Regions from separate parts of the Homo sapiens genome. Here region 1 is linked to region 2. Evidence: read pairs that join two places in POLR2A ChIA-PET (ENCODE). Cell type or tissue: Panc1. All regions are shown on one strand. Links, peaks and the distances in the headings refer to the core of each region. The heading gives the core; the rest is flanking DNA.

The links. Peaks named below come from ENCODE experiments on the same cell type or tissue, not always from the same donor. Only the 100,000 strongest peaks of a DNase experiment are listed, where the experiment ranks them.
Region 1: POLR2A ChIA-PET joins it to region 2 with 13 read pairs; 3 of 35 experiments call an interaction of 5 or more read pairs at or near these places.

The regions. Positions count from the first base shown.
Region 1 is chr3:171,780,923-171,797,029 of GRCh38, forward strand. The region is part of intron 1 of PLD1 (phospholipase D1); the gene reads right to left. Among named protein-coding and RNA genes, the nearest start is that of PLD1, 22 kb to the right of the region's middle. In Panc1, for the core only: CTCF peaks have their summits at 8,352 and 8,551; no DNase peak of the experiment used is centred there; H3K27ac peaks cover 5,897 bases.
Region 2 is chr3:171,720,820-171,736,926 of GRCh38, forward strand. PLD1 (phospholipase D1) reads right to left here. Exons shown (of 27, transcript NM_002662.5): 4 at 14,673-14,818; 5 at 14,046-14,151; 6 at 12,625-12,690; 7 at 5,199-5,257; 8 at 3,877-3,969. Among named protein-coding and RNA genes, the nearest start is that of PLD1, 82 kb to the right of the region's middle. In Panc1, for the core only: no CTCF peak of the experiment used is centred there; no DNase peak of the experiment used is centred there.

The DNA.
Region 1 (16,107 bases), core at 4,645-12,644, 61 kb after region 2:
TAAACTCATCAAGCTTTTTTGTACAAATTAATAATCTCATTCTTAAATGTGTATAGAAATTCAAAGGATTTAGAATATCCAGAGCAACCATAAAAAAAATAAAACTAAAGTTGGAGGACTTAACACTACCTGACTTCAAGACATCGTAGTAAGTCTATAGTAACCAGGACAGTGTGGTACTAGTACAGGATCAACAAATAGATCAATACAACAGGATAGAGAGCTCAGAAATAGATGCACACTTACATGGTCACTCGATTTTCATGAAGGTAAGAGAAAAATCCAATAGAGAAAAAAAATGACTTATTAACAAATGATGGTAAAAAAAAAAAACTAAATATCTATATAGCAAAAATAAATAAATCTCAACCATGACCTCACACCACACTCAAAAATTGAGATGGATCATAGACATAAATGTAAAAACTAAAATTATAAAGCTTTTAGATATGGCTTAGAAAGCAATCAACATAAAAAGAAAAAAAAACAGACTTAGCCAAAGTTCAAAATTTCTGTTCATCTAAAGTCATCATTGAAAAAATAAATAAGAAAGCCACAGCCTGGGATAAAATATGTGCAAATCATATATCTGACAAAGAACTAATATTTTATAATACATAATGAATGCCTACAATTCGATAAAAGTGAGCAAAAGATTTGACTGGACATCCACAAAGGAAGACAGACTCGTGATCACTAAGCATATGAAAAAGTGCTCCATGTTAATATTCACCAGGGAAATTTAAGAAAAACGCAATGAGGTACTGCTACATCCCCACCAGAACGAGTAAACATTAAAAAGACCGTCAAACCCAAATGCTGGCAAGGATACAGAGACAGCACAACTCTCATTCACCATGGGTCACAGTGTAAAACTACAACCAGCTTAGAAAAAAGTCTAGCCGTTGTTTATAAAACTAAATATGCACCTATCCTATGACCCAGTTATTTCATTCCAAAGTATTTATCCAAGAGAAAAGAAAACACAGCCACAAAAAAAGACTCCATTCACCATAGTCAAAATCTGGAAGCAACTCAGGCATCCACCCGTAGAAAAATGAATAAACAACCTGTTGTATCATCAAACAATGGAATGATACTCAGCAGCTCAGAAAGGAATGGATTCACTCAGAAAGGAATGAATGACTGATACACATGATATGAATACATCTCAGAAACATTACGCTGAGTGAAAGAAGCCTTACATAAAAGAGTACATACATTGTATGATTCAATTTTGTTAATCTTCTAGAAAGGCAAAAATAACATATTGTGGGAAAAAAATCAAAACAGTGGTTGCCTCTGGCAGAGCATAAGAGGGTGGTCTGGGGACTAACTGGGAAGCAACATGAGGGAACTTTCTGTGGCGATGGTCATGTTCTGTACCTTGAAAAGGGTTTGGATTGCAGAGGTGGTACATGCATTTTTCAGAACTCTGAATGGTACACTAAAGATTTGAGCATTTCAGTGTATATAAATTTTACTTCAAAAGAGAACTATAAACAAATAGGGAAGGAAATTAATCATATGTACCCTGAAATGTTTAGGAGTGAGTGTACTGATGCCTGCAACTTACTTTAAAATGTATCCAAAACATAAATTGAATTGATGAAAGGATAAAGGGATAGATGGGTGACAAGACGTATGTTCAAGCAATAAAGCAAACTATTGATTGTAGAATCTAGGTGGTGGCTTATGGGTGTTCACCTTAACATTCTTTCAACTTTCCTGCATGTTTGAAATGTTTACAAGATGTTGTTAGAAGAGAATGTGGGGTAAGGAATTGGAGACAGTGAGAACTGACAACTTATCAGAGTTTTGCTTTAAAGAGGAACAAAGATATGAGGCAAATCTGGAGGGAGATGAAGAATTAAGAGGAGGTATTTGTAAAGAAGGAAGACATTATGGAATGTTTGAATAAGAATGATCCTGTAAAAAGAGGAACTTTAATGAAGCTAGTGGGCAGAAACTATGGAAGCAGAGTTCTGAACAGGCAAGAGCAACAGATGGGGTCCACTGGGGTGCAATGGATGTCAACCAGGAGGATGCACGTTTGTCCATGGTAAAGAGCAGGGGATGGGGGACAGATGATGGATGGATGCAAGAGAATATGGGAGCTGGGAAACTGCTTCTAGTTTCCCAGTGATATAAGCAGTAAGATCCATGGCTGAAAGAGAGAGTCTGGGAAGGGATGTTAGGGGTTTGAGGAAAGAAACAAAGGTGTGAAATAGTCACCTGGGAGAGTGAGTTTACTAGGGAAGTAGGGTTGCCAGAGAGGGCTGAGTATCAGTGGAGGCAGGGGTGGAGGGTGGCGTGATTAATTTAATGTCATCAGAGTGTTGTGTGTGTGTTTTCCAGGAATGCTCCGTGGTTTGGAAGAAAGTGTAGAGTTATGCCTGAGTAACTGTGATTTTAACCAGGGTTGTGTTTTGCAGGAGACTAGGATAGAAAGAGGAGAGAGGCAAGTAGAGTAACCACAACAGTGGACCAAGCAGATAAGGTGAGTAAAGTGGAAAGTTAGACTACACAGGGCATTAATGGAAAGTAAAAAGGTGGCAGAGTCAAAGGAGTGGACGTAAAAGTGTTGATCTGAGGATATTACAAGACAGAGCATAAAAGTTGGCAGATGGTAGAGCTGGGATTTAAATCTAAATGTTTGACTCCTGTTTTTTTTATTTTATTTTATTGATTGAGATAGGGTTTGTTTGTTTGTTTGCCTGTTTATTTGTTTGTTTATTGAGACAGGGTCTTGCTCTGTCACCAAGGCTGGAGTACAGTAGTACAATCACGGTTCACTACAACCTCTGCCTCTCAGGCTCTAGTGATTTTCCCACCTCATCCTCCCGAGTAGCTGGGACTACAGGCACGCACCATCACACTCGACTAATTTTTGTAGTGATGTTTTTGTAGAGATGCAGTCTCCCTATGTTGCCCAGGCTGGTTTCAAATTCCTGGCTCAAGTGATCTGCCTGCCTTAGGCTACCAAAGTGCTGGGATTACAGGTGTGAGCCACTGCGCCCAGCCCACCCTCTTAACTGTAACACTCTCCAGCATTTTCAGGACTCTTGTCTTATACTCTCTGTGTCTGGATAGTATGTGTACCCATTTGGTCTTTTCAAGACCCAGGGGTATTATTTGACTTCATATTCTTAAAAATAACTTCTACGGAAGTGATTTTCTTTCATAGAATGGGAAATATAAGACACATAAAGAGCTGGTGTAATTTTTGAACCCTTCAACAAATTGGCTATCAGAGAAAAATGTATCCTCCTGTCTCAGCTCAACTCTTTGTGTCTTATAGTTCTCACTCCTAAAAAGCACATGTTGCTGCTTGGAACAAAACAAATACCACATTTGGAGGATTTGAAGAAACTAGTCTCAAAGTAATTATTTCAAGAGAATTTATTTTAAAAACATGTAAGCACTAAGTCACCTCATTCTCAGAAGGAAAAAAAAAAAAAAGACAGTAGCACGTGTTCAGGCATTCAGAATTTTAGAGGGACCGCTAATTGTGTATTTAAGAAACCATTTGAATAACATTTAAGTACCCAGGAAAAAAAGTCCAGATTCCCTAGCCTGACCTTCCACTATTAAAGTCCAGTCTCTTATCATTCCCCTGCACACATGCCATGTCCCAGGCAAATGAATTAGCCCCATTCTTCCCAAAGAATGTCTCATCTCTGAGCTTTTCCTCTTGCTGTTCCCTCCCCTGGATCACCACCACTGCAACCTGCCCAATCTTTCCATAGACATCCTATTTTTCTTCAAGCTCCAGCTCAAACACAGGCTCCAAGCCAGACAGTGACCACACTCCTCTAGAACCACCAAAGCTTTTTACCTGCCACACATAAGGCATCTATCACTTTGTATCTGGTATCATAGCTACCTATAGATAGCAAATATCTATAGAAACTCCCCCCTTAGAGAGAATCATCTAATATTTGAATCTGGATCTCCATATTTACCATTGTAGTGGACACCTCACACAGTGCCTGGCATATTATAGTCAATTAACAGCTAATAACATACAAATACATATTTTAGACGGAATCATAAGGAAAAGTTAAATACAGTGTTAGGTGCACCTATTTTAAGCTCGGCATTCTGTCTCTGAAGTACAGACAGAGTACTACAGGAATACTACAGTAAGTCCTGTACAGATCCAGATTTTATTGTTGTGGGATACTGCCAAAGTATCCTTTGAAATGTTTACTCCAATTTAAATGCTTGTCATAAGGTTGGAAGAGAGCCTAGATCTCAACAATTTATGTTTATGTCTTACCTCTATTCTGTTCTCTATTCCGACCGAATACGGTATGAGTTACAAAAGTGAGCCACATATATAATTTTAAATTTTCTAGTAGCCACATCAAAAGTACAATGAAATAGGTGAAAATAATTTAATGAGTTTATTTAACCTAATTTACCAAAATACTGTGTCATGTCAAAATGTGATCCACACAAAAATTATTAATGAGATATTTTACATTTCTTGTGTACTAGGAAATCCAGTGTCTATTTTTTTTTTTTTTTTTAGATGGAGTCTTGCTCCGATGCCCAGGCTGGAGTGCACTGGCATGATCTCAGCTCATGGCAATCTCCGACTCCCTGGTTCAAGCGATTCTCCTCCCTCAGCCTCCCGAGTAGCTCGCATTACAGGCACGTGCCACCACGGCAAGCTAATTTTTGTATTTTTAGTAGAGACGGGGTTTCACCATGTTGTTCAAGCTGGTCTTGAACTCCTGACCTCATGATCTGCCCGCCTTGGCCTCCCAAAGTGCTGGGATTATAGGCGTGAGCCACCACGCCCAGCCTCCAGTGTCTATTTTACACTTAGAGCACATTTCAACTTGGACTGGCCACATTTCAATTCTCAAATAACCACGTGTGGCTAGGGGACAATATACTGGACAGTACAGGTCTAGAACATCCCTGTGGGCAGAGGCTGCTTCTTTCAGCCCTGTACTCTCTACAGTGATTTACCCATTCAATGGGATTAAATGCAACAAGCATGTAAAAACCAAAGTGTTAAAGCACTAAACAGTGCTTACCACACAGGAGGGGTTCAATAACTGCCAGCTTCCTTTCCTTCACATGCAGTAGGCCCTCAATAAATGTTTCTTGGGTTGACTTTCCAAACTGGAAACAGTATTATAGGATTAAGGCCATCAGGCTCCCTTTATTCTGCTCAGCAGAATAAAGCAATCTTGTCACCTTAATGTAGGTTCGTGGCACATTTTCCTGGCAGAAGAATAATTACCCACCAATAAACTTTTCCAACTATTTGGAAATAGCAATTTCTCAGAATAAATAAACTATTATCCTGCTCTTCATCAATCCCAGTGAATCTGATTTTAAGCAAACCTGTAGGATTCATTTATCCCTGGCTGAACTAATAAAAGTGAATTTCTGAGTCCAGGAAGATAAAGAAAAGATCCAGTAAGATTGTCTTTCTAAACCAAGGAGCAGCCACCCTCAAGTCCATCTGGAAATGGCTGGTAAGACTGATTCTGCATTATAGAATCCTGTCTGCCCAGAGTCAGAGAGAAATGCAGCAATCGAGCTGTCTAAGCAGATACTTGGATATCCAAAGTATTAGAATTATTCTAATCTCAAAGAATTAGACAGAATAAAGAATTAGGAGCACTAGAATATTTTTATCATAATTGAATACTGTTTGAGGACTCAAACAGCATTTCAGAATTTCTTTTGCTCAAAGCAACATTACTGTTCGGGATGGCACCATAAAATTTGTAATTTAAACTTCCATGTCAGTTGAGCTTCTGTGTCGTTTAATTACTTACTCAAAATACAAATCAACATTTAAAGAAATATATTTTATATATAATAAATATCACAAAATATCTCATCTGACAAAACTGCAACTAGAATAGGTAACATGGGAATTTCCTTATGAATTCTTATCTCTTATGCAAACATTCTAGCCAATCAAATAGATCTTTCAATACGTGCAGTGCCTCCGTAGTGATGCCTCATGCTAACTAACTCCCTTCATCGGTAAGTTATCACTGCTTTAAACCTTCAGTCTCTGTCCATCCATTTCCTGTTAAATTCCTCCTAGATTCACTCAATTCATCCAGCCAGCCATTCATTAAACAAATATTACTGAGTTCATATCTACAGTAGAGTGCTAGGCACCCAGCACACAACAGAGAGTCAACCAAACATGGTCCCTGCCCTGGAAAGCTTACAGTTGAATTCTCTTCCCAATCAATGCCCATTCTGCTTGTCCACCTCTGGGCCCCTCTGTCTCTCAGGCTACATGCCTGTGCTGAAGTACCAACTAACAGGTAGCTGACCAGGGTTTTACCGAGTCTGTATGGTACATTAGGTGTCTGTAGGGCATGGTCATCTCTGTACAACACAGGCCTACTTTCTGGATTTGTTATGTTGGAATAGATTATCTACCCTGAGTATTTTCCCTTATTTTTGTGATCAAATTACTTTCTCTTGGCAATGCCTTCTTTTTTTTTCATTAAGTACCTGGGTGCCCCCAAGTGGATGATGGTTCTCTCACATTGCAAGAGCTGGTTGTACAAAATGCAGCACCCAAGAACTTCATGACCATATTATCAACCTAGGAGAAAAATGTTATGGATTTGTGCACCAAGAAAGGAATCTAAAATACATTTGCATATTTTATAACTCATTTGAATGTCATCATACCCAGAAAATAAAATTCAGGCCATTTTTCCCTTGTTAATATTCATGGTATGGTGTGGTATGTGTATGTGTGTTGGGGGCATGGTACAAACAAGGAAGGTTGATACAAGTTAAAGAACAGCCACCTTCTATGGAGCAGCAAGCATATTATCACTGAATTCTCATTTAGGAAAAGAAAATATTTTTTCCCTGGTAATTTAATGAAATTTAGATATTATTAGAACCAACTTGGTTTTTTTTAAGAAAAAAAAAACTAGAAAAATATTTTGTAAGAAAAAAAAAATTGTATGATTGTCAGCCTCAAGAAAAAAATTCAGCCGGGTGCAGCAGTGGCTCATGCCTATACTCCCAGCACTTTGGGAGGCTGAGGCTGGTGGATCACCTGGGATCAGGAGTTTGAGACCAGCCTGGCCAACATGGTGAAACCCCATTTCTACTAAAAATACAAAAATTAGCTGGGCATGGTGGTACACGCCTGTAATCCCAGCTGCTCCAGAGAATCACTTGAGCCCGGGAGGTTGAGGTTGCTGTGAGCTGAGATCGCGTCATTGCACTCCAGCCTTGTGACAAGAGCAAAAATCCATCTCAAAAAAAAAAAAATAATAATAAATTAACTTTTGTGTTTGTGAGTGCATCTGCACTTCTTTTTTTTTTTTTTTTTTTTTGTAAAGACTGAAAGGAGTATTTCTGGGCTGGTAAACTGATGAGATGAATGACAGAGTGAGAAACAGGCTTATCAGTTTACCAACTGCTGAAAAAACCAAGCCAGGTTCACAAGGTAACAACAATACAGAGGTGATAGAAATAAATTTTTCCTTAATGCATGGGATTCCTGGATTACTCGTATACCTGCATTCATTCAGTTAGTGCTTCAATAAACCAAGCAGTTTGCCTCTGGTTTTCTAATATCCCGTCTCTCTATTAGCTTCCCAAATAAAAACTCAAGCCAAGAGACAATATAACAACAAATAAAACAAGGTAACAAACTTTTATTACACATTTGTTGAATTGTTTAAAAACTTTTCATGTTTCCTGAACACTCATCCAGGAAAGTACTGTCAAGATGATGACGAAACTCAGTTTATTCCTGGACAAAAGAGCTTTGACACATCTGCTTGTGGTTATCTACGTTCATAAAAACACATCACTGTCATCAAAGGCTTAAGACAAAGAAAAGCATTTATTAAGTTCTGTCTATATATAGTACTTCAACTGCCAACTCTGGTAATTTGTTTGAGCTTAGATTCTCTGCGTCATGAGAGGAGTTGGTTTGCATCTGTTAATGAGACTGTTTTTTTGAACTGTATTCCTTTACTCCAATATGTATTGCATAACTACCCTGTGCTATGCACTCTGCTAGGCACTGAGAATTCGAGGATGAATAAAACAGACATTGTCCTCAAAAAGCTGGCAAACTCATGGAGGAGGCAGTCTACATGGCCCAGCCAAAAGTCTACTGTGCACAAACAAAGCTGTGCAAACACAGAGGGGAACAGAAGTAATTCAGCATGCTAAGAAAATGGTGGTCAGGGCCAACTCACCAATGCACAGGATTTTTCTATCTACAGGCAGACAAGGGAGGAAGGGCATCCTATTCAAAGAGCTCCAAAGGAGAAAAGCACATGGCACGTTCTGGAACCAAAAAGCCCTGCAGAGGGCGTGGGACAGAGATGGATGTATGTACATTGCAAGGCTGGAAATAAAGTTGAAAAAAATGCATGGCAGCCACATACAGAAGGGTCTTGAATGACACTCTAAGGCGTTTCAGATCCACTCTTGGGTGATGGGAAGTTCATGGAGGGATTTAAGCTGTAGAATAATGTAATCTAATTTATGCTTCAGAAAGATGGCTCTGTAAAACTAGGTACACGAAGTCAGCAGTATTCCTCAGATAAGAGCCCCTTTGGGCAGTGGCCAGAGTGGGAATATCTGTATACAAAAGACAAAAAAAAGGTACAAATGAGAAAAAAATATTTGTGCTATTGAAAACTTGGACATCTTTCCATTCATTTTAAAAGCAAATTTTAAGTGCTACTAACTTTGATGAGTTCACAATGGCTGATGACCCTCAAATTCTTCACTTACTCTTCACTGTCTATGACAGAGGAGAATAAAGCAGAAAACAAAACAAAACAAAATGCATTAATACCAGTTCCTGATTTTAGCCGATAATGGTAGCATCACTCACTTGCTGCCAGATATCAGAATGAAGAAATACTAACTGCTGTTTTTACCTATGTCTCTCTCTTCATGACTACTAAATAATAGTATGTGATGTGGCTGGGCTGAACCACATTGCCCAGAATTCCCCTTCTTGTAGGCTTCCACGTAGGGTCAAAGGATATTCTCTCCTAAGAGGTGGGGAAAAGAAAGGAGACAGCAACATTTTGCAGCATGCATGTACACACATGCCTTTACCTAGTTATTCAATCAAGTACTAATCTACTGCTGCTGTGAAGGGATTTTGCAGATGTAAGGTATGTAATCAGTTGATTTTAGTTAGTCAAAAGGGAGATTATCCTGAGTAGAACTGAGGTAATCAGCTGAAAGTCCTTTAAAAGAGGGCTTAGGCCCTCCCTGGATTCAGAGACTCCAAGCTTCAGCTCCACTCACAGGGATCCAGCCTGCTCATGGTCTACCTGCCTGACTGGTTGCCCTGTGGATTTCAAGCTTGTTTAGCCAGTCCCACAATTGAGGAAGCCAATTCCTTGTAATAAATCCCTTAATGCATGTAACCTACTAAGTCTGCATCTCTGGTAAACCCTGACTGATTCATGATGTTACGGTTATTACTGTTGTGAGGACACAGAGGAAGACCTCTTGGCGTGGAATCACCCAGAAAGACACTAAAGAATCTCACTCTTGTACTAGCTCTCTCCCAATCTCTTGCAATAATGGCCAGGAGAAGAGAAGATTGTGAGTTAATTTTTCAAAAAATGAGATTTATGATAATTTAGAGATGCACAGTGAGGTGTGGCTATGTTACTAAGCTCTGGCCAATGAGATGTAATTGGGAGTACTGGAATTATGAGACAGGGCCTGCAAAGGAAGCTGGCATGCTCCTCTTCCTCTATTCTCTGTCTGTAATGTAAATATGATGTTGAGAGCCCCAGCAGCCATCTCAGACAAGGGCCACATCCTGGAGGTGGCAGATTGGAGAGCTCTAGAGACTGATGACTTCTAGAGCCGTCATGCCAGCTCCCAACGGACTACTTCTGGACTGTTTATACATGAGAAATAAAGCCACTACCTGGGGGCTCTGATACTTGTAGTGAAACACAATTCCTAACTGATATAAGAATTGTTTTCTTTAGTCTTCCTATTCCCTTAGCAGTAGACTTTTACATCTAAGTTGCTACGTTATCAGGAATAGCTGTATTTAATTTCACTGCTATGTACATAGGACACATTAAGTGTTTAAGAGGATTAGAGGAGACAGCCACAGTAAAAGCTTTTTCGTATTTCTCCATGTTTCTGTGTTTTGGCAAAAGAATATGAGAACTTTTCATAGTCTGCAACAAATGCCTTCACAAAGCCACAAACTTTAATTCCCATGGAATAGAATTTCATATGGCAAGCCTGTGGTTACATCCAAATCCACTTATTCAACAGATTTGTGCTGTAAAAAAACCTCACACTAGCCTATCTCTTTAGATAGGCTCTGTCTTTTCATGTTGGAGTCATCTAATTTTCCCCAAACCAACAACCCTTGCACATGTCTGGGGTATATTTTTTTGCCGAATGCAAACCACATGGTCATTTCAAAGCCTATAATTCAGTTCAGGAGCACTGGGCTTTCTGGATGCTCGTGAACATAACCATCAAGAGTGACACACATTTCTGGCAGTCACCTTGCCAGCTCCAGCTCTATTGTGTCTCTATATCACGGTGAAAAACTGCCTGACACACTAGGCAGCTGACATGTGTAGGGAAAAAAATATCAGGCCTGTGACCAAGGGGAAAATGAAGTGATTAATATGGAAAACACAACAAGAAACATCAAACAGGAAAAAGCTGACACTTCCTATTCCTTTAGCTTCAAGTAAATGTGTTTTCTCCTCACACTGACTGTAAAAGGCTGGATCGAAGTATTGACATGATATAAACGTGTCAGATGTCTTCCTCACCTGGGGCCATTCATAATACTGAAGAGTCTTTCACTCCTTTTTTTTTGTTTTGTTTTAGAGGGAGGGAGGGAGGTGAGGTTAACGTAATCATAACCCTGAAAAGATAAACTTGGGAAACTATAAGCATAAACACAATGGGCCGAAGTGTTCCCAGTGTGAGTCACCACTGTTGTGCCCCAGCTCCTTTGTTCCTGCCATTTCCTTCCTTTCAGAGTTCCGGAACATTCCTCTCTGGCTGGCCTGGCTCCCTTTCCCAACACCATCCCTTAAACACTGGTGTTCTTCAGGCTTCTGAACTCGACCTAGTCTACCTGTAGACTGTGTCTCCTCATTCTATGTCCTCACAGGGAGGTGAGTCTCATAGATACTCATTCATACCCACAGCTTTACTACTCCCAATGCCACCATTCCTTTCTTCTCTTTCTCCTGAAGGCCCAGTGCCTAGTGAACTGTCCTACCAGTATCTATTTCATCAAGTCCCAAACTGAACATAGTCATGCTTTTCTACCTTGCATCTCAATTCCATCCTCTTTCCCTGTCTCACAGCCCAGCCACATATGCACCCTGTACCTCCGTTATTGGCCCCATCATGCACCCAGGGGCCAGTTCCATCCTCTTATCTATTCCACCTTATTTCATATACTAAGAGTAGTGGGGGCTGGGTGGCCCCAAATGAGATTCTTATATTCTGGGAATGCAGATGGATCAGGGGCCCCTGGCCATCCATCAGGCATTCAGTACCACACCAGCTGATCTGCAAGGTGAGAAGGGGGCCCTCAGACACGAAGGTCTCGCTGAGCAAACCAGGGGACAAACCAGGAGAAGGAAGAGGGCCTGTTTCCCTGCCCAGCCCCAGACTGGCTGAGGCTGATGGAGCAAGTAGCTGCAGGAAGAAGTGGAGAGGATTGTCTTTCCCCCTGCCTCTGTGAGTCACAGAGAAACACAGTAAATTTAGGCTCCTGGTGACAAAAGGAGTCAAGGACATTTCTGCAGGGCACATACCAGGTTCCAGCATCTTTCTAGAGCCCCACCCTCCCCCCAGATTTGCAAACTTGAAAAAAACAAGTCCTGGCATGTGACTCCTTTTGGCATAAATCCTCTTCAGGAGGACACCAGCTATGGCTGAGGTGGAGCCTCACACACAAAGCCCTTTGGCCCACGGTCATCAACAAGGAAGCCAAAGCGGAAGACTCCCCAAGGAAGTGGGGCTCTCAAAACACATGTGAGACAATGCCAAGATACCACCAGGAATACCTGAAGGAGACTTGCATTGAAGGTCCTACGGATCCACGTGGGAACACAAACCAGTGAAATTTGCGTGATCTCCACTGACTAGACATCATTTGAACCCTCATGCTGGCAGGGTCTGAAGACATTTCGTAATCTGTCTCCACTTTTGATCCCTACTGTAGCTCCCCTACAAAACATTTCTACAGATTGCTACCAAGGTAATCTTCTAAAATTATAACTCCAGTGGTATTCTGGGCTGGCTCATATAGGCTCCTGAGAGCAGACTGGGAAATTTTCATCAAGATTGGGAAATTTTCAGCAATTTTGTGAGTCAGTTGTTAAACACATAAATCATTAAAAATTAAAATATTAAAAATTGAAGTTACTAAAAATTAAATTATATAAACTTACAATAAATTATATTAAAGCAAAAGTTCTCCATTTATCACTTCTTTATTACTTTTCTATATTTTAATAATGTCTATTGTCTTGAGGTTACTTATGCCTATTTTATGTGTAGTGCAGTCCCCCCTTATCTGTGGTTTCATGTAACTAAAATTTCAGTTACCTGCAGTCAACCATGGTCCAAAAATATTATATCGCTACTTTTGCACTTTGTAGCCATTATTAAGTAAAATACAGTTACTTGAACATAAGCCCTATGATACTGATAAAACCACTGTTAATCTGATCACAGAGATGGCCACCGAGTGACTGGCAATGCTGGCAGGATGGAATGGAGGAGTGCAAGATTTCATCACACTACTCAGAATGGTGCACAATTTATAACATGAATTGTTTATTTCTGGCGTTTTCCACTTATGTCACACTGCCTAGGTTATTCGCCTCACTTCATCTTCACACAGGCATTTTATCATCTCACATCATCACAAGAAGGGGCTGGGAGTGGTGGCTCACGCCTATAATCGCAGCATTTTCGGAGGCCGAGGCGCATGGATAACCTGAGATCATGAGTTTGAGACCAGCCTGGCCAACATGGCAAAACCCCGTCTCTACTAAAAATATAAAAATTAGCCGGGCGTGGTGGCACACGCCTATAATCCCAGCTACTCGGGAGGCTGAGGAAGGAGAATCGCTTGAACCTGGGAGGTGGAGGTTGCGGTGAGCCGAGATCGTGCCACTGCACTCCAGCCTACACGAGGGGAGCAAGAATCCATCTCAAAAAAAAAAAAAGAAAAGTACTGTACAATAAGATATTTTGAGAGAGAGAGAAAAAGAGAGATCACATTCACATAATTTTTATTATAGTATACCATTATAACTCTTCTATTTTGTTATTAGTTATTGTTAATCTCTTACTGTACCTAATTTATATATTACATTTTATCATAGGTATGTATGTATAGGGAAAAAAATCATAGCGTGTATAGGGTTCAGTACTGTTTGAGATGTCAGGCATCCATTGGGGGTCTTGGGGCATATCCCCCTTGGATGAGGGGAGACTACTGGATGTGAAAAGACTACATAATGTTGTGTTGTGCTTCTACCGTGCATCTTTTCCCAATTCACCATAACTTGATACTGGCCATGATGAGGGTAGTTTCATACTGAAATTGACAAACACTATAATCACATCGTTTCTGTTTTGCTAATTGTCTAGGCCTTAGGAGGTGATAGAGAAAATGTTAATAAAATGCCTGGTGCTTGTAGTAGTTACATCGTGAATAAAACAAAAAACTGAGGAAATATTCCTCTAGTATTAAAAAAAAAAAGTACTGGACAATTCATAAAGAAGATGTTCCCTGAACAAGTAAAGTTTTGGGATACACCTTTGCTGCTTCACTTTCAAATTATACAATAATATAAAAAGAAAATATCAATATGTTCTTTCATCAATTGTAACCATGACTAGGCTATGGATACAAGAGTTCAAAAAAAACCAACAGAAATCTGTCTAAATCAATTAGCTATATAGATTTAATGATAAAGAGTATTTTATTACTACTTGTAATTGTGTGCAACACATCTTTTGTATCAGTACAATTTATAATAGACATATGCGCATGCACATTTTCTGGAGAGCTGGTTGTTAAACACTTACAAGCACACCATTATATCATTCTGATTAGGTGTTCCTTTGTTTAAAATCTCTCAATAGCTCCCTTCATTGGCCTCCTTTTACGGACTACTTCAAATCCTCTCAAACTTGCTTCTTATTCCTGCATTGCCATCGCAACCAGTTCCATGAAGAATTTAACCAGCTTCACACAAGTGCAAACTGACAGGCCCACTCACCCCTAGACTCCTCTGTTGCTGTTTCATGTGTCGCCCATGGGAACCTGGCAGTCATACATGTGCAATCCAGAAGTGGGGCCGCCTTTATTCAATGGGAGACAAGAAACATGGATAAAAGCTTCTCCCTTTTTTTCTCTACATAAACTGTGCTGAGTGCATTTCATAAAACTTCTCAGATAATCTCTTGGAATAAAGCAACCAGCTGCCTATAGCAATGATGCTCCAATATTGGTTCCTTGTATTACCATTGCCTCCTTCCCTAGATGACTGTCTCTGGTCTTTCACCCCTGCTCCCTGGATGCCATTCCCAATTAAACCACCTGGCACAAATCTCTGCACAAGACACCACCTATCATCATAGGGTGGGTCCAGGCTCCTTATCTTAGGAGAAATGGCCCTCTGAAACAAGGCCTCCACCTGCCATTCCTGCTTAATTTCCTAGCACATCACACCCAGTCACAAAGAACACACATACTCTTACCCATTTCTTGTGTTTTACTCATGCTATTCCCTCTGCTTAGAATTCTTCCCAAAAGGGTGTTCAGAGAGTTCTAAAACTTTGTAATTTAGTACAACCTCAATATTACAAAGGAGAAAATTGAGGCCCAGAATGGAAAGGTCTGGCCCAAGGTTTTCAATAGTTAATTTAGATAGAGCTAAACACTGTGCTACTTTTTATGGGCTTCTGCTTCTAGTCCCTAAAGTGTCCATGAATATCTCTATTCTAGTTTTGAGAGTCTACTGAATTAAATGTGTTTCCTCTTTCTACTTCCTAGGATATATGGACTTCCATTTCCCTTTAAACTATTGCTCTTTATTGTCTGAGACATTGGTCTCTCCCAAAAGAACAGATAGTAATTTACTCTTACCCAATGATTCAATCCAGTTCCCCAAACATTTGCTGTCCACTTTTTGTAAGTATTTACGATGAGTGCAGTGAAGAAGACGAAAATGAGTAAGATATGTCCCTTACCCAAAAGGAGTTTATGATCCAGTGGGAAAGACAGAGTTGTGTATAAATATCTCCATATATGGTGTGATTATTATGATGTAAGAAATAGCCAAAGAGATGTTTAAATTACCTGCTGTACTTGTTTAAAATATATACATAGAGCACATATCAAAAAAAGGTTGATATTCATAGTTTATAAAATGGGAGGAAGAGTAAGTCAACATACTAAGAAAACCATAGCAAAATGAAGAGCTGAGAAAGAAGACTATTTGCAGATGTAACTATTTCAGAGCTAATGATTGTCATGGATCAACTAATCAACAAATATACGAATGCCTGTTATACATAAGCCATTAACTTTTTGTACTACTGTGTTCTATCATATTTCAGACAACCAAAAACCCTCAAACCCTTAATTACAATTACAAAGAAACCTTTAAGAGTATCTAGTCCACTCCTCTCCTGAAGAAACCAAGGCCCAGGAGGTTCTTTTTCTTATCCATTATTTCTTCTGAGAGATCCAGCCATTACCAACACTCTTCACCAACAATTCAGACTTTGAATCCTCACTCTCCCTTGACTCTTCCCTCTCTCTCATTTTCAGGAACCAATCAACTACCAAATCTGTGGCTTCTGCTACAGATGCATCACATGACTGTATCCCTCCCATCTTCATGCTCTTCTTCAGCCTATCCTTGCTTCTGGATGGGGCTGCCTCAATAATTCCTGATTCTCCCAAAATCACTCTTTCTCTTCCTGCACCATCCGTCGCAATGCCAGAGCTGCCCTTCTTAAGCATAGCTCTGATCATGCTTTTCCTTTGCTGCCAAACTCCAAAAACCAAGAACATGTTAGTTT
Region 2 (16,107 bases), core at 3,525-11,524:
TTTAAAAAGAGGGGGCATATTTATTTTGTGTAACAAAGCCTTTCCCTCACCTTTCCTAGCTGTTGCTTCTCATAAGGGTTAAATCCAAACGTCAGTTTTTCAGGGAGCCTTTCCTTGACTCCCAGAGCTAAAGTCACCCTCTGCAATCCCCAGATCCCTCACAAACCATTTTTCCCCTTTAAAGCTCTCATCGCTACCTGAATTTATACAATTTACATTAATTGTCGGCTTAGTGCCTGCATTTCCCCTCTAACAGAACTCCATGAGGGCAGAGACTTCATCTTGTTCACTACTGTTTTCACAGGAGTATGCCACCATCTGGCATACATTAGGCACTCGAAAAATGACTGAATAAACCAGACCATGGCTTCCATTCCTTGAGTAGACGCCTTAGGTTGGGTTGTCCCAGAAGTAAACTCTGAGATACGGATATACGTGTATAAAAGAGTTTAAGACAGTGGCACCAGGAAGCACCAATTAGGGAAGGATAGAAAGAAAGAGCAAGGAAGGAAGCCACAGAGAGTGTATTTTCATGCTTTTTATTGTGGGCAGCTGTGCTGTAAGCCAGCTAAGGAGTTCTGGGAGACAGTGTAGAGACTGCTGCAGAGTCACCCCAACTGAGGAGGATGGGGCTGGACTCCGATCAGTTCTTGGCTGATGGCTGCTCCTGGGAGCTGTTGACACTTCCCAGACTGCTGTGCACACAGACAGGTGGGTTCTGACAGCCTACAGAATTTTTGGTCAAAGAATCACAAATGCTTAAGGTTACAGTCTGAAAACTGTGGTTGGCATGTAGCAGCTGATTTGGGCAAAGTTAACGACTAGGGAGGAGTGGTCAGAAGGAATCCCCAAGTTTCTAAAAGTTAGAGAAGTGTATTTGAAGGCAAATACTTTTTTTAGTATATTATTTCCCTTCTTATTTTAGTAAAACTTCTCTCCCAGCGACAGATCAAGACTCCATCTCAGAAAAAAAAAAAGAAAAAAAACTTTTTTCCCTTACAAAAATTTTCAGTTTTCTTTAGTTTAATCTTCTGATCTTTTCCTTGTAATTTCTTCTGTCCCTTCAAATCCCAGAAAGTAAAGGCCCAGCTTAATGGTATTTTTTTGTTGGTAGTATATCTTAAATCGGTGTGTGTAAAGGTGGATGCCAGTATTAATTTTATATATTTTGAATATACACATAGCTCAATTCCACATTTAAACATAAACACATTTATCATTTTCAATTTGGGGGAAATATTATATACAGATATAAAATATTTATAATTGATTTCTTCAGTGTTTTAATAGTTTTTCAAAATCCCAGTACATTGTTATTGCAACAGTTACTGTCTATTATGTGCCAAACTTGGGGGATACAGATAAGAATCAGATGAGAATATTGTTCCTCAAGGAGTTTTTAGTTGGTAAGACGTAAGATATAAAATAATGTTTTCTGTCTATATTACGCTTACCATGATAAACATTTTTCAGAAATATAAGTGTAAAATTATCATCCCTGAAGTCTGCACAATTTTACTTAAGTTTTTGTTAAAGTGTACAGTTCAGTTTGATTTTTGGTATATTCACAAAGTTGTATAACCATCACCACTATCTAGTTCCAAAATATCTTCATTGGCCCAAAAATAAACCCCATACCAGTATCAAATTAGTAGAAAGCAACCTCCTTCCCATTCCCTGGAAACCCTTTATCTACTTCCGTCTCTACAGATTTGTCTATTCTGAAAATTTCTTATAAATAAGAATGATAAAACATGTGCCTTTTTGTATCTGGATGTTTTCATTTATCCTGTTTTCAAGGTTCATCCACATTGTAGCATGTATCAGAACTTCATATCCTTTTCCATTTAATTTTTAGATTTTTATTCAGATGTAATTCACATATCATAAAACGTACCTTTTAAAAGTTCACAATGCGATGGTTTTTAGCATATTGACAGAGTTGTGCAACCGGCACTACCGTCTTATTTCAGAATATTTTCATCACCCCATAAAGAAACTCCATGACCATGAATGGTCTTCATTTCTCTTTTTTTAATGTATTTTTAATTTCTGTGGGTACATAGTAGGTTTATATATTTATGGGGTATATGAGATACTTTGATACAAGCATATAATGTGTAATAATAACATCAGGATAAATGGGGTATCCATCACCTCAAGCATTATCCTTTATGTTACAAACAACTCATACTCTTTTATAGTTATTGTAAAACATACAATTAAATTAGTATTGACTATAGTCACCTGTTGTGCTATCAAATACTAGATCTTAATTATCCTATTTGTTTGTATCCATTAACCATCCCCACTATCCCCCTCCACACTGCCTTTCCCAGCCTCTGATAAAATCTCCATGAGTTCAGTTGTTTTAATTTTTAGCTCCTACTAGTAACTGAGAACATGTGAAGATTGTCTTTCTGTGCCTGGCTTATTTAACTAAACATAATGACCTCTAGATCCATCCATGTTGCAATGACGGGATCTCATTCTTTTCTATGGCTGGATAGTACCCCATCATGTGTATGTACATTTTCTTTATCCATTCATCTGTTGATGAACACCTGGGTTGCTTCCAAATCTTGGCTATTGTGAATAGTGCTTCAACACAGATGGAAGTGCAGATATATCTTTGATATACTGATTTCCTTCTTTTGGGTATATACCTAGACGTGGAACTGCTAGATCATATGGTAGCTCTATTTTGAGTTTTTTGAGGAACCTCCAAACTGTTCTCCGTAGTCGTCGTACTAATTTACATTCCCATCAACAGTGTATGAGGGTTCCCTTTTCTCCACATCCTCACCAGTATGTTATTGCCTGTCTTTTTGATAAAAGCCATTTTAACTGGGGTGAGATGATATCTCATTGTAGTTTTCATTTGCATTTCTCTGATGATCAATGATATTGAGCACCTTTTCATACACCTGTTTGCCATTGGTATGTTTTCTTTCAAGAAACGTATATTCAGATCTTTTGTCCATTTTTAAATCAGATTATTAGATTTTTTTCCTATAGAGTTCTTTCTGGTTGTTAATCCCTTATCAGATAGGTAGTTTGTAGGTATTTTCTCCCATTCTGTGGTTTATCTCTTCACTTTGTTGACTGTTTCCTTTGCTGTGCAGAAGCTTTTTAACTTGATGTGATTTATTCCTTTTATGGCTGGATAATATTCCACTCTATAGGAATACCACATTTTGTTTATCCATTCATCAATTGATGAACATTAGAATTGTTTCCACTTGTAAGGCTATTATCCATAATACTGCTATTATAATACTGCTATAGAAAAGTTCTATTGTAGACATATTTTTTCAGTTCTCCTAGGTGAATCCCTGGAATTGCTGGGACATGTGGTAACTATGTTTAACAGTTTAAAGAACTGCCAGACTGTTTTCCAAAGTGGCTGCACCATTTTACATTTCCATTAACAATATCTGCGGTTTCTCTACAGAAAATATTCTAGTTTCTCTACACCCTCACCACCATTTGTTATTGTCCATCTCTTTGATTATAGCCATCCTTATGGGTGTGAAATTGTATCTCATTGTGGATTTGACTTACATTTCCATAATGACTAATAACGTTGAGCATCTTTTCGTATACTTATTGGCCATTTGTACGTCTTCTTTGGCTGGCCAATTTGTGCGTTCTTTGTCCTTGGGTTTTCATGAATATAATCTGTACACTTTGCCTACAAGTTCAGCTTTGGGTAGAATATTTAAATGGATGCTGGAATTTGGATTTTAAAATATAATTAAAAATTTGTTCTGCCATTGCTTTTAAAGGATTTATAATTTAAAACTGGTATGTAAAACTAGCCCAAATACCCAGTGTATTAAAACAAACAAATACACAAAACTCACTAATTCCTACCTTTTTGACCATCTGTAGCAGGCTCTTCCCTGACCACAGCAATTCAAGCCTGGTATTCTGTGTCCTCCAGATCTTTTCATTATCATACCTTCTCTGAAAGAGACAGAAAATTAACCCATCACCTTCAAATTTCCCACTCCCACTTAGCTCGTACAGCCTCCCAACATGGGACTAAATAAACCATCTCATTCTCACATGACTTTCCTCCCTACTCTCTCCTCCTCGCTCTCAACTAGCTCAGTGCCCTGTTAGGCCGGGTACCCTAGAGGCGAACCCTAAAATACACTGGTGAGATATAGCCCCTTCAGCATTCGGGGCAGTGTGATTCTGTTGTGCACTACACAGGACCTTAAGCATCCTGTCTCCTGGCTCTAAATGTTGAGTGTTCCCGTTAACTCGTCATTAATGGGTGCAGCACACCAACATGGCACATGTATACATATGTAACAAACCCGCACGTTGTGCACATGTACCCTAGAACTTAAAGTATAATAAATATATATAAATATAAAAAAATGTTGAGTGTTCCCTCCTCAACATTGTGACACTGTGACAAACTAAAAAAGACTCCATGCATTTCCACATGCCTGCACAGGGATGGTCCACCTGCTGTTGAGACCATGGTGCATCTCACCCACAGATTCCAGGACATCTCTGTGTCTCTTCACACCCAGTTCTAGCAAACTAGTTGAGCTAGTTGAGCCATGCCAAAGGAAGCAGAGCACAGCTACTAGTTTTGAAAACAGTATATCTTAATTCTGAAAAATTTGACAAGAAAAAGCAATAACAAAGGCTAAACTTTAAAAAAAACTTTTTTTGAAACAACTACTAACAATGCTCTTAACTAGAACTTGAAAGTTAAGCTCTTTATGTTTTCAAGCTCTAATATTGTGAAGGAAAATTATAAACTTTCATCTGGCTATAAAACATATTTTACATAGTATTATTTTAAAATAATCATCAAAATGAGTAGTAAACATTTAACTTTATAAGGGATTGTAAAAGGAGATCTTATATATTTGATTTTTAATGTATTCTCCTACACATCAGACTTGCTATAGGTATTGAACACTTCCACTGTTGGGTTAGAAAGAATCTGTGCTGTAAGCACGTGACAAAGACAGTGGAGCAGTTGCTACCGTTGTTTATCACAGGAGATGCTCTGATTTGTATGAATAATTCCATCAGTTGCTCTAACTACTGGGGAGAAGAGAAGCTAGCAGTAAAGCCAGGAGGACTCCATCACCATGGCATGCTGCTACGTTAAGTGTGAATGCAAATCAATTTTTCATACTTCTCTTTTAAGGTTTATTGCAACTTACATGCCCTTTGGTCCCAAATCATGGATGAAAGACAGCTGGCTTATATCAAGAAACTCTGTCTGAAAAGAAGCAAAAAATCCATCTTTAGCAAGCAAAACAATTCAAATTTATGCATTAAAAAACATGTATTAGGTATAGCTGTGTGTATATACTGTTTGGTGTGCTCCACAGACTACACAGATCAATAATAATGGCATTGCACTAAAAGAGTGCAGATTAGGAGTATATAAACAATGAAGACACATCCTACTAGATCTTCTAAATCTGAAGAGAGAGATGTGTGCCTTAATACATAGAGATAAAATGCTCAAGAAGCTTGGAGAGAGAGAGAGAGAGAGTTTATTCTCAATATTCTTTCATGTTTGTTTTTGTTGCACGGGATGGATATTGTGTGGCACAGTGTACACTCAAACAATAAAAGAATGTGAGAAGCAAGTGATATTGGTGCAGGATCTGGAAGATGGACTGGATTTGGGCCCACAGTGTGAAATGGGAGATGAATGGGGGGCTAGAACAGAAGGTCAAAAAGGTTATAGGATGTACAGTTGGGTTACAGTGAATAAGATGAAGGAAAAGAATAAAAAATTAAACAGGCTGAAAAGAGAATGGGGAGGGCTTTGAACATCAGGCATAATGAAAAGAATTATTTTTAATGAGTTGAAGAGGAAGAGAATTTTAGGCCCACCTTCACTGTATTAGAAGGTTAAAAACTGTAAATATTATAACAACAACTGTGGCTGTGTTTACTGAGTGCTAACTATGAGTTGGTGTTATGCTAACCATTTTTCATGCATTATCTCAAACCCCTTTGAAGCAGGTGCTACTTTTCCCATTGTACAGAAGACGAAACTGAGGTTTAGTGTAAGGGTAAGCAAATATTTTCTGCAAAGAGCCAGACAGTAAATATTTTGGGCTTTGTGGGCATACATTCCATTTTGCATCTACTTCGCTCTGCTGTTGTAGCACGGAAATAGCCATAGACGCATACATAAACGAATAACTGTGGCTGTGTTCCAATAAAACCTTATTTATGGATATAAAATATGAAGATAATCTAATTTTATGTGTCACAAAATATTATTCTTTTGATTTTTTTTCAACCACTTAAAAATATAAAAACTATTCTTAGTTCACAGAACATACAAAAACAGGCAATGGGCAATGGGCAGGATTTGGTCCACGGGCCCTAGTTTGCAGGCCTCTGTTTTAGAGAAGTCAAGTAAGTTGTCCAAGATCACATAGTTAAGAAGGGATTAACTCAGTATGGTTAACTCATTATGAAGTCAGACCAAAGTCAGCGCCCTCAAAACCAAGCTGGAAGAGCAAAATGTCATTCAACATTTATCTAATTCAAATTGAGTTCCTTGCATATTCTAGGTAGGTGAAAGCTAGATGTAAATGTGGAGGCATAGAAGGGAAAAACAAATCAACATTACATAATGTTTAGCATATGCAGATTTGCAGATCGTTTTGAAAAGTGACCAACAATAAGATCAGTTCCTTAGGCCATGTCAATAGCAGCCTTGATAGACCAACAAAGACTAAAAAGATACTCTCCCAGCATTAGGAAGCAGACGGGAGACCAGATATGGAAAACACTACCCTCAATGAAGTTCTGTGGGATGAACCACACTAGATACATGTGAAAGTAGTTACAGAGTTATAGAATAGTGGAGGGCAACCACTTCCCAGCTGACATGACATCACAGAGGCAGGGGCATTTGATCTAGGTTTGTAAATGGGATTAGTAAAACAAAAGTTTTCCATGTAAGTTTTATATGTGATTGGACATATCTAACACTACTCTTGTAAAAAAAAATTACAAATATCTCAAGGCGTCCATCCTTGTAAGGTTCATTTAAATGCTTGCATTTTTCTCTTTTCTTGGGGTTATTTGCAGAAAATAGGTCTTTAAAATTCAAAAGGACTTAAATATCTTTTTAAAATCCTAAGTCAAAGGTATCTTCATACAGCATTTTTTAAATTGAGAATTTAAAAAGTCAAGGTCTCAGTCAGGCATAGTGGCTCACGCCTGTAATCCCAGCATTTTGGAAGGCTGAGGTGGGTGGATCACTTGAGGTCAAGAGTTCAAGACCAGCCTGGCCAACATGGCAAAACCCCATCTCTACTAAAAATACAAAAATTAGCCAGGTGTGGTGGTGCATGCCCGTAATCCCAGCTACTCAGGAGGCAGAGGCTGAGGCAGGAGAATCACTTGAACCCGGGAGGCAGAGGTTGCAGTGAGCGGAGATCGTGCCCCTGCACTCCAGCCTGGGCAACACAGCAGGACTGTCTCAAAAACAAACAAACAAACAAAAAACACCTCAAGGTCTTTACATTTCATTTCTTATATAAAACAGTGATTCAGTATCATGCATTTTTATCTGGTTTGTGAAAATGCTTCTTAATTGGAAAAGGTAATCCTATGGGTTATTGGAAATGATTCACAGATTGCCAGCCATAAAATCCAAAATATTTTAAAATCCTGAGTCATAACTTTTATCTCTGGAGAGCAGACAAATAATGTCAGTCCTAGTTTACATTTGAAGACTATAGTCTACTACAGAGGCATAACTAACTTATGCAAAGTCCCAGAACAACCGAAGGGAAGAATAGGAAATGAAAACAAAAATCAAGGAAGCCACTAATCTAATGCCTGGATATTTTCTTATTTACATAGCTGTTATCATCAAATAGTTGACAACAGAAATATTCTCTGAAATCATTCAGAAATCATAACTTTTGGAGTATATCATAACAAAATTGCTAAGCGTAAAGAATCTCAGCTAAGTAGACACATTAATAATGTAGAAAATTGAAAGTTACACATTAATATGAAATTTAATTTATCCTAATGGCTTAGTAAAGTTTGACTGGAGAGAGATTTCCAGAAGGAACCAGGCCTATTATACAGAAAAAAAAATCTGGCAATAAACGTTTTTCTAATACAGAGTTATCAAATTGAAAGTAAATGTGTCAGGGTCAACTGAGAGGCAAACCTAACTAATAAAAATTGAAATTTAACAAAGATGATGTTGTCCAAACTTCTTAGTACATCTTCAGTGATAAGAATTCCATTATCCATTTGGGCAAGTGATTCTCAGGAATAAGAATTTAAAGATCAATTTAGCCTAACGGCATTTCGCAGGGCTTATTCCATTGATCTTTTGAGTAATGTATAATCAATACCTTTTTGTCTTTGTTTTTTTGGCAAAGGAATTTGTAAAATATGAATACAATTGAAATAATGTTGCAATGCAATAATGTTCTTGGCACTAGGTGGAAAGTGGTCTCAAGTAAAAAATTCCAACATGATCTACCAATTGGATACTAAAAACGTTAGAGAAACAGAGAAGCAAAAATATTTCCATGCCAAGAGACAAGCAACAAGCCCTAGGGGTAACAAAAAATCCTGAAAATTACTTGGCAATCACGTACACACTGCCCCTTCCACCCATCCTTGTATTGTAAGAGAAGGGTGACTTTCAGAGGCTCCTTTTATTTACCAGGTAGCAAAAACTCAAGTAAATGGCCAGGTGGGAAATTATCAGATACAAGGAAGGTAAGAGCATTGAGTTGGGCAATGTCCTTGTAGACTCAGGTACTCCAGGAAAGGCAGGGAACAAAGAGGACATCTAATCTATGAAGGAAACTGGGAGGCTGGGCAAAGGCCTAAAGTCCTTCTCAACGCTAAGACTCAATCATAAGAAAGAAAATATTTCCCTTAATTTGAAGATGCAGCTGTTCAAATTAGTATAGCTTTTCCCTGTTGGAATGAAAACACTGTGTGCACGTTTATTCTTTACCTACTCTTCCCCTCAAGTTAAAGTTCATTCTACAAAACAAGGGAGAGGTGAACTCAGTATTATTGATCTGTGGGATGTTTTACCCAAGGATTTCAAGCTAATCACCTTCTTGGGGATAAGAAATCTGAGTCACATAAGTTAAATGATTTACTTCAAGGTAGAGATACGATCCTATCACCTTAGGGCCCTTCTCTTGGAAATTGTACAATTTGTTCCATTTCTAGATTTTAATCTCAGGTATGAAAAAGGTACATTTATTGCTCCTTATTCCTCTGATTTTAATTCCCTGGAAGATAAGCATTTTCCAGTTACTAATTAAAATGCCTAGCTAGTGAGTTCTCTACTACAGCCAGCACTAATACAATTTCAGAATACAAAAGGAATTCTTGTTTGAGATTTTTTTGTATGTTATTACACAACTCAGATATTGCTATTTTTTTACATATTTATGCTTAGGGTAAAGAGGAAATACATTTGTCCCCATTTTACAAATGAGCAAAGAAAACTGAACAAATCACCAATGGTCTCTGAGGCAACTGTCTGATCATGACTACACTAAAACACTAGGATGCTCTCCTTTGCAGAACCACAAGAAGGAAAAAAAAAAAAAGAATTAAAAGCAGAGGAAGTCTTCATAATCATGGGAGAGAAGGTCTGAGCACAAACCCAACCAATGGCTGTATAAAAGTGAGAGGAAAGAACTGTCCATGTCTAATTTCAGAGGCTACTTAAGAAAAATAATGTCAGTGCTTAGAACCCTAAACCAAATTCCTTTGGGGAAAATCCTATTATACAAACACCTTTATAATAAATCTATCTCCACTTTTTTTTTTTTGGCAGAGTCTTCCTCTATAACCCAGGCTGGAGTGCAGTGGCGCAACTGTGGCTCGCTGCAACCTCCGCCTCCCGGGTTCAAGCGATTCTTCTGTCTCAGCCTCCCAAGTAGCTGGGATTAAAGGCGCCCACCACCACGCCTAGCTAATGTTTGTATTTTTAGTAGAGATGAGGTTTCACCATGTTGTCCAGGCTGGTCTCGAACTCCTGACCTCAGGTTATCCACCTGCCTTGGCCTCCCAAAATGCTGGGATTGCAGGCATGAGCCACTGCGCCCAGCCCTGTCTCCACTTTTTAAAGTGGTCTAACTTTACCAAGACATTTCTAAGCTGATCATAGCATTTTAGTTTAGTTCTCAAACTCCTGATGATAAGAATCACTTGAGCTATTTGTTAAACACACTTATTCCAAATACAGATCTGGATGGCCCTATAGAGATTAAGAACATATCCTATTCAGTCCCTTGACCTATGATCCATGATTCTATCTGCTTATGGACCTGAATTAACTTAAAATAGGTTTGTTTTATACTTATAAAAGTATAAATTTATTATATACATGTTAAAATAACTTTTAATATGCTTTTTACAGACAGTAAAGCATTTTTTAACAGATACTTTTTTAGTATTTCTCACAATTATTGAAGAAAACATGTAAATTCCAATCTCATTTCACAAATATGAGGCAGAGGTCTACAGATCTAGTCTTTAGGCCAGACTACATTTAAAGAAAAAGAATGTTAGAGAATTAATGTATATCAAATTGTATCCTATGCTTGAATCATATTGAACAATTCAGCTGTTGGAGAGAATAATCTCAGTAACCATCGAAAATGAGAGGGAGGCTGGGCACGGTGGCTCACGCCTGTAATCTCAGCACTTTGGGAGGCAGAGGCGGGCGGATCACAAGGTCAAGGGATCGAAATCATCCTGGCCAACATGGTGAAACCTCGTCTCTACTAAAAATACAAAAATTTGCTGTAATCCCACCTGTAGTCCCAGCTACTTGGGAGGCTGAGGCAGGGGAATCACTTGAACCCGGGAGGCGGCGGTTGCAGTGAGCCGAGATCATGCCACTGCACTCCAGCCTGGGAAACAGAGCAAGACTCCATCCCAAAAAAGAAAAAAAAAAGAAAATGAGAGGAGAATCTATTCACAGTCAGTTGCTAATGAGGCTTTCCCTTCCAAAGGAAATGTTTACAGGTCACTCTGGGATTTCTAAATACAACATGGCCTAACTTTGAAAATATTTTTATGACTGGAAAAGTCATTAAAAAGAACACTTTTTAAATCTAAACATTCTTTAGTCAACAGTAGAATCCCAAATGTAGAAAAGTACATGAAAAGAGAAGAATGAACTCACCAAGAATGGTTACAGCCAAAAGAAATAGTAAAAGTAAAGTCACAGGCAGGCAGAAAAGTAAAAGAAATGGAAAATTATTGCATATGGATACTAATACACATTTAAATAGTTGTCTGTTAAAGAAAATAGCATGTCGGATTTCAGACAACACAACAGGAGGTATCATTTTTATTAACAATAGTAGTAGTATCCTTATTCATTGTTATTTCAACAATACAAGTTCCTGAGTCCTAGAAGAAAAGAAACCCCTGCCTCCCATCATCCTTCTCTTGAGATCCTCTGGTGCAACCCAAATTCCTGTTTTCCTGAGAAAACCCTTCTCCAGGTTTATGAAGACATAGAAGCTCCCTCAAGTCCATTGAATGCCCCAGTGCAAGCTGCTGCTGGAGGCAGGTAGTGACCTGGATCCAGGTCACCTGTGTGTAATGGGACAGCTGGATGTATATTTGGACCAGACTCCAAACCATGTGCTGCAAGGCAGCAGGAAGGCAGCTCCTGTCATGAGAAACTCGCAGAGCCAAATGCTCTTGCATCCTCTCCAAAATACACTAAAGTCTTTACTGTTTCAGTTTATGTGTTTATGTGATGCCATTCTCTAAACTAGCGGACAAATCACAATTGCACCAACTCTAGAGTTCTGCACATATATAATATAGATGCATACAGCCCCCATAACCATACAATTCATACAAATGCATACATACATACGATAAACCATGCATTCTCAGTTATCCAGGCCTCTGAATAATTGAAGGCTAAACCTTTAAAAACACCCCACCTTTAATAGTGCAGAGCTACTTGTTTGCTGACACTAGAAAACCCACTCCCTCCCTGCTTGCCAGCTGCATACCCCAAGCTTAATCTCTGTGGCTGCATCTAAGCCCCATCGCCTCTTCTTTCTTTACTTGGATTCCTCAAGGGTTTTTTCTTTCCTAGCTTTTCTCATGCTTCTCACTTTCACATGAAAAGACATGCCTTTAACAGGCATGACAAACCAATCAGATGGCAATCGCCCTACGCACCACAAAATCTTCAGGCATTCAACTCCACTCAACTGTTTTCATCACTTACTACTCAACAGTTACTCTTTGTAGCTAAAAAATGCTTTTTGGCATTATCCTGGAAACCTGAGAAGAGAAGAAGGTTGATTTCTAGATAATCTAGCCTATAGCAGGATTTCAAGTTCATTTAAATCTATTGTTATAGACATATTAAGTTCTACTCAACTTTTTAAAACAGCGTCACACCACTGTAAACTGGATCCTTGCTGTAAAATCAACTTTGTATTCACTTAATTTATTTTAATGCAAGGACGAATGTAGGTGTGGATACAATCACTTGTGTTATTAAAATGATCCAAAATTTAGCTGACAATTTACTATAGTGAAAATTACTCCAAACTTAAATCACTGACTAGTACTTACTGTGGCATGATAGTTTCTATACATGGGCATTTTTAGTATCTTTGTCAAGTAATCTTCCAGTTGTTTCTGTAATGCAAATATTTTAGATAAGTGTTAACATGGTCATATTTATTTTTAAAAATTAAACAGTAGTGACAATGATGAGATCATCATTTTCATCTTAACTTCTACAAGTTATTCAATTATTTATTAATATAATCATGGAGCAAGGAATCCTGAATAGCATTAAGGTGTTATTTCCATATTTCTCTTGAACTATTATTTAAATATCTTCTTACTGTTTAACTTTCCATATGCTTAGGTCTTCTATAAACTGCTGACAAGCCCTATTATATGTATATAGCTATTATAGCAGGACTTGCTATAAGTTGTTTTAAAGCATTTGTTGATATTACCAAAAACTTTCATTTTTTTTTCAATTCTAACACTGAACTTACTGAAAGATACACTACAAATTTTAAACAGCTTTTCAGGAAACAAAGGTGGAGAAAGGTTAAAAGACTTTCTAGTAGAATGTACTGATTTTAAATATGCTAAACTGTGTGTGGAGGCAGCAGGGGAGTAGAGGGATATAGGCTTGGGGCACTGGAGCAACATATGTCAATCATATTGACCATGATGTAAAATCCAGCATGCTTTTGCTGAATCACTAAGTGTCATTTTCAGTTGAATTCATACATGTGCACACAGTAAACCAAAACTATATAATTTTATATGTCTAGGTATCTTGGAAAATATTTGGTCCAGATGCCTACAAAGATTTTAAACAAGATGACAACTACAAAGGAGAAATCAAACATTCCCTCTGGAACATAAACATTTCAGATTACAAAACAGAACTGACAGAAATTAACAAACACTTGTTCATTTTCTAGTAAAAAAAATTAATTGTCCACACTCTGCAGCACCCATCTTGGAAGCAGAGCAGGCAGAAGTGCCCCTCCTCTGGAGTTTTCTGTCCCAGTGCTGTGCCTGTCTGTACTCCGTCAGACTCTTCTCAGGCCCTAACTGCTCCATCTATAGTTTAGGAATGAGATTTTACATATATTTAAGATGGGCTATTACAAACACGGAAACTTATGTATGGAAAATATTATTTTAAAAGAGTAGATCTCAAAACCCACAACAATGAGTTCAATCTTTGACTCACAATAAGCCCAAGGAGATTCTAGCAGGGAGAACAGCTTCTTCATAATGTCAAGGCCTAACCAAGAACGCTCTTCCTCTTCTGAGAAAATGCACTGTATGGCTTGGGGAAAGAAGGGACTGCCTAACTAGTTCCAGAAAAGCTAAACCAGCCTGGGGATCAATGAGTGGATGAGAGGAGTTGTAGCCAGGCCTACTTCACCCCTCAGTAGATGCTGTGTTTCTACAGCACTGCAAAATTAGGTTTAAAACCACAGAATAGTGAAGAAACTTACTCTTCTACCAAGGAATTGTTCTTCTCTTATCATGTTTTCAGATGAACGGGGCAAACTGGGCATCTCTCGAGGCTCCTCTCTGACGTTTTGCCTCCTAAACGTGTGTCTAAAACACAAACACACAGAATGCAAACACCTACTAGATTATTCTGTGACTATGACTTTAGTATGTCTTTCATGAGACGGCATATTTTTAAGAGACTATTTAATTGAAAATATCTACCAACAATAGACTAGTTAGCCGATATTGTGAATTAAATACACTTTTTATTTATTTATTTTAAAGATTGGATGTACTCTGTCACCCAGGATGGAGTGCAGTGGTACAATCATGCTCACTGCAGTTTTAAACTCTTGGGCTCAAGCAATCCTCCTGTTGTAGCCTCCTGAGTAGGTAGAACTACTAACTATCACCACGTGCCACCACGTCCAGCTAAATTTTTAATTTTTTTATAGGGAGGAGGTCTTGCTACGTTACACAGGCTAGTCTCAAACTCATGACCTCAACTGATCCTCCTGCCTCAGCCTCCCAAAGTGGTGAGATTACAGGTGTGAGCTACCACACCCAGACAAAATACACTTTCCATTCAACTTGTATACTGGCATAATTAATTCCAAAATGGTTACCTTCTAGTGGGAATGGGGATGCGGATAAAGGCTTTGTACTTGAGCAGCTCTCTGTGAAATTCTTGAAAATGCTTGAATTTCCTCTTAACTTGCCATTTAAATTCCCCATGTGTTAATTCAATAGTGTAAAGATTAATACTTGGTACCTACAGTGATACATAAAAATGTTTGATATTTTAGATAACAACAAAAATTCCAAAAGCTTTCAGTGAACAATATTTAACTAGTAACAGAGAAGTATACTTAAGTCCAGCCTACTTATTTTGTGTAAGTACTTAAGTAAATTTGTTTCAAAAGCAGCCAATTGCAGAAATAATATTCTCTAAATGTTCACTTGATGAATTACATAAGACAAACTTTCAATCACACGAGACGATTCCTACAAACGCTGTTCCTCCAACATATGTGCGTGTATGCATCCACGCACACACACACCTGAAATGAAGAACTAGGTGGAGGAGACAATGAGAAAGGCCCTAATTAGCCTTCAGGGGTCCAGTCCACAAATATAAGCCGTGCACCAGGCAATTGGCAGGGGTGAGACGTATTGTATACTAACAGCACCATCTTGGCTGTTTTTGTTCTTCAGAAATGGCACGACATGCCTTCTCTCCTTCTCTTGTGAAACACATTCCAAGGTCCAGCCTTGTCTATACCACCCACCCACCCTAAGGAACCACCAGTGTTAAGGAGGGGTGGGTGGAAAAAGTGACTGCAGTAATGAGTATACAGTGTATACTTGTATAATATAATACATATGTATTATTATTACTAAATCTTTGTAATAAACCTATAATGTAAGCACTGTTATACCCTTTATTCAGAAGAGGAAACAGGAACAGAGAGGTTAAGTCACTCATTCAAGATCACAAGGCAAAGATGAATTAAACCATGCAGTCTGCCTCTAGAGTCTGTCATTTACCCCCACATGTTATTATCTTTCAATCTAAATGCTGGCAGGTGAAATAAGAAAACAAAGCTCATCTTAGAGACATTTCTGAGGGAGTTGTGCTCAGTGGTGTATCAGGGAGACATGGACCCGAGTCACAGGGAAAGCCTAAACCAGAGGCTGACACCAAAATGAGTGTAAGCTGGGAGTCAGTACATGTGCAGGTAGGCTGGGACACAGCACCAGGCAAAACCACCCAGAAAGCAATGCAGCGCATGCCACCTCCAAAAGACAAGGAGGAAGGGAAGGCAAAGCATGCCCTGACAGCTGGTTATTAATCTGTGCTTCCCCTGAGGCAGGAGGCAGTGGTGGCCTTACTCTGCCATGGCTAGATCTTAGCCTGAAGGGACAAAGGTCACCACCCTGCAGCAATTGTCCTCCCCCGGAGACTTAACAACTGCAAAATCCAGCCAGGAACAGAGAAAAGTAGCTACCCTAACAGCTTCTTCTAGTCCAATCCATTTCAAAGGGCATAACTTTGATTGT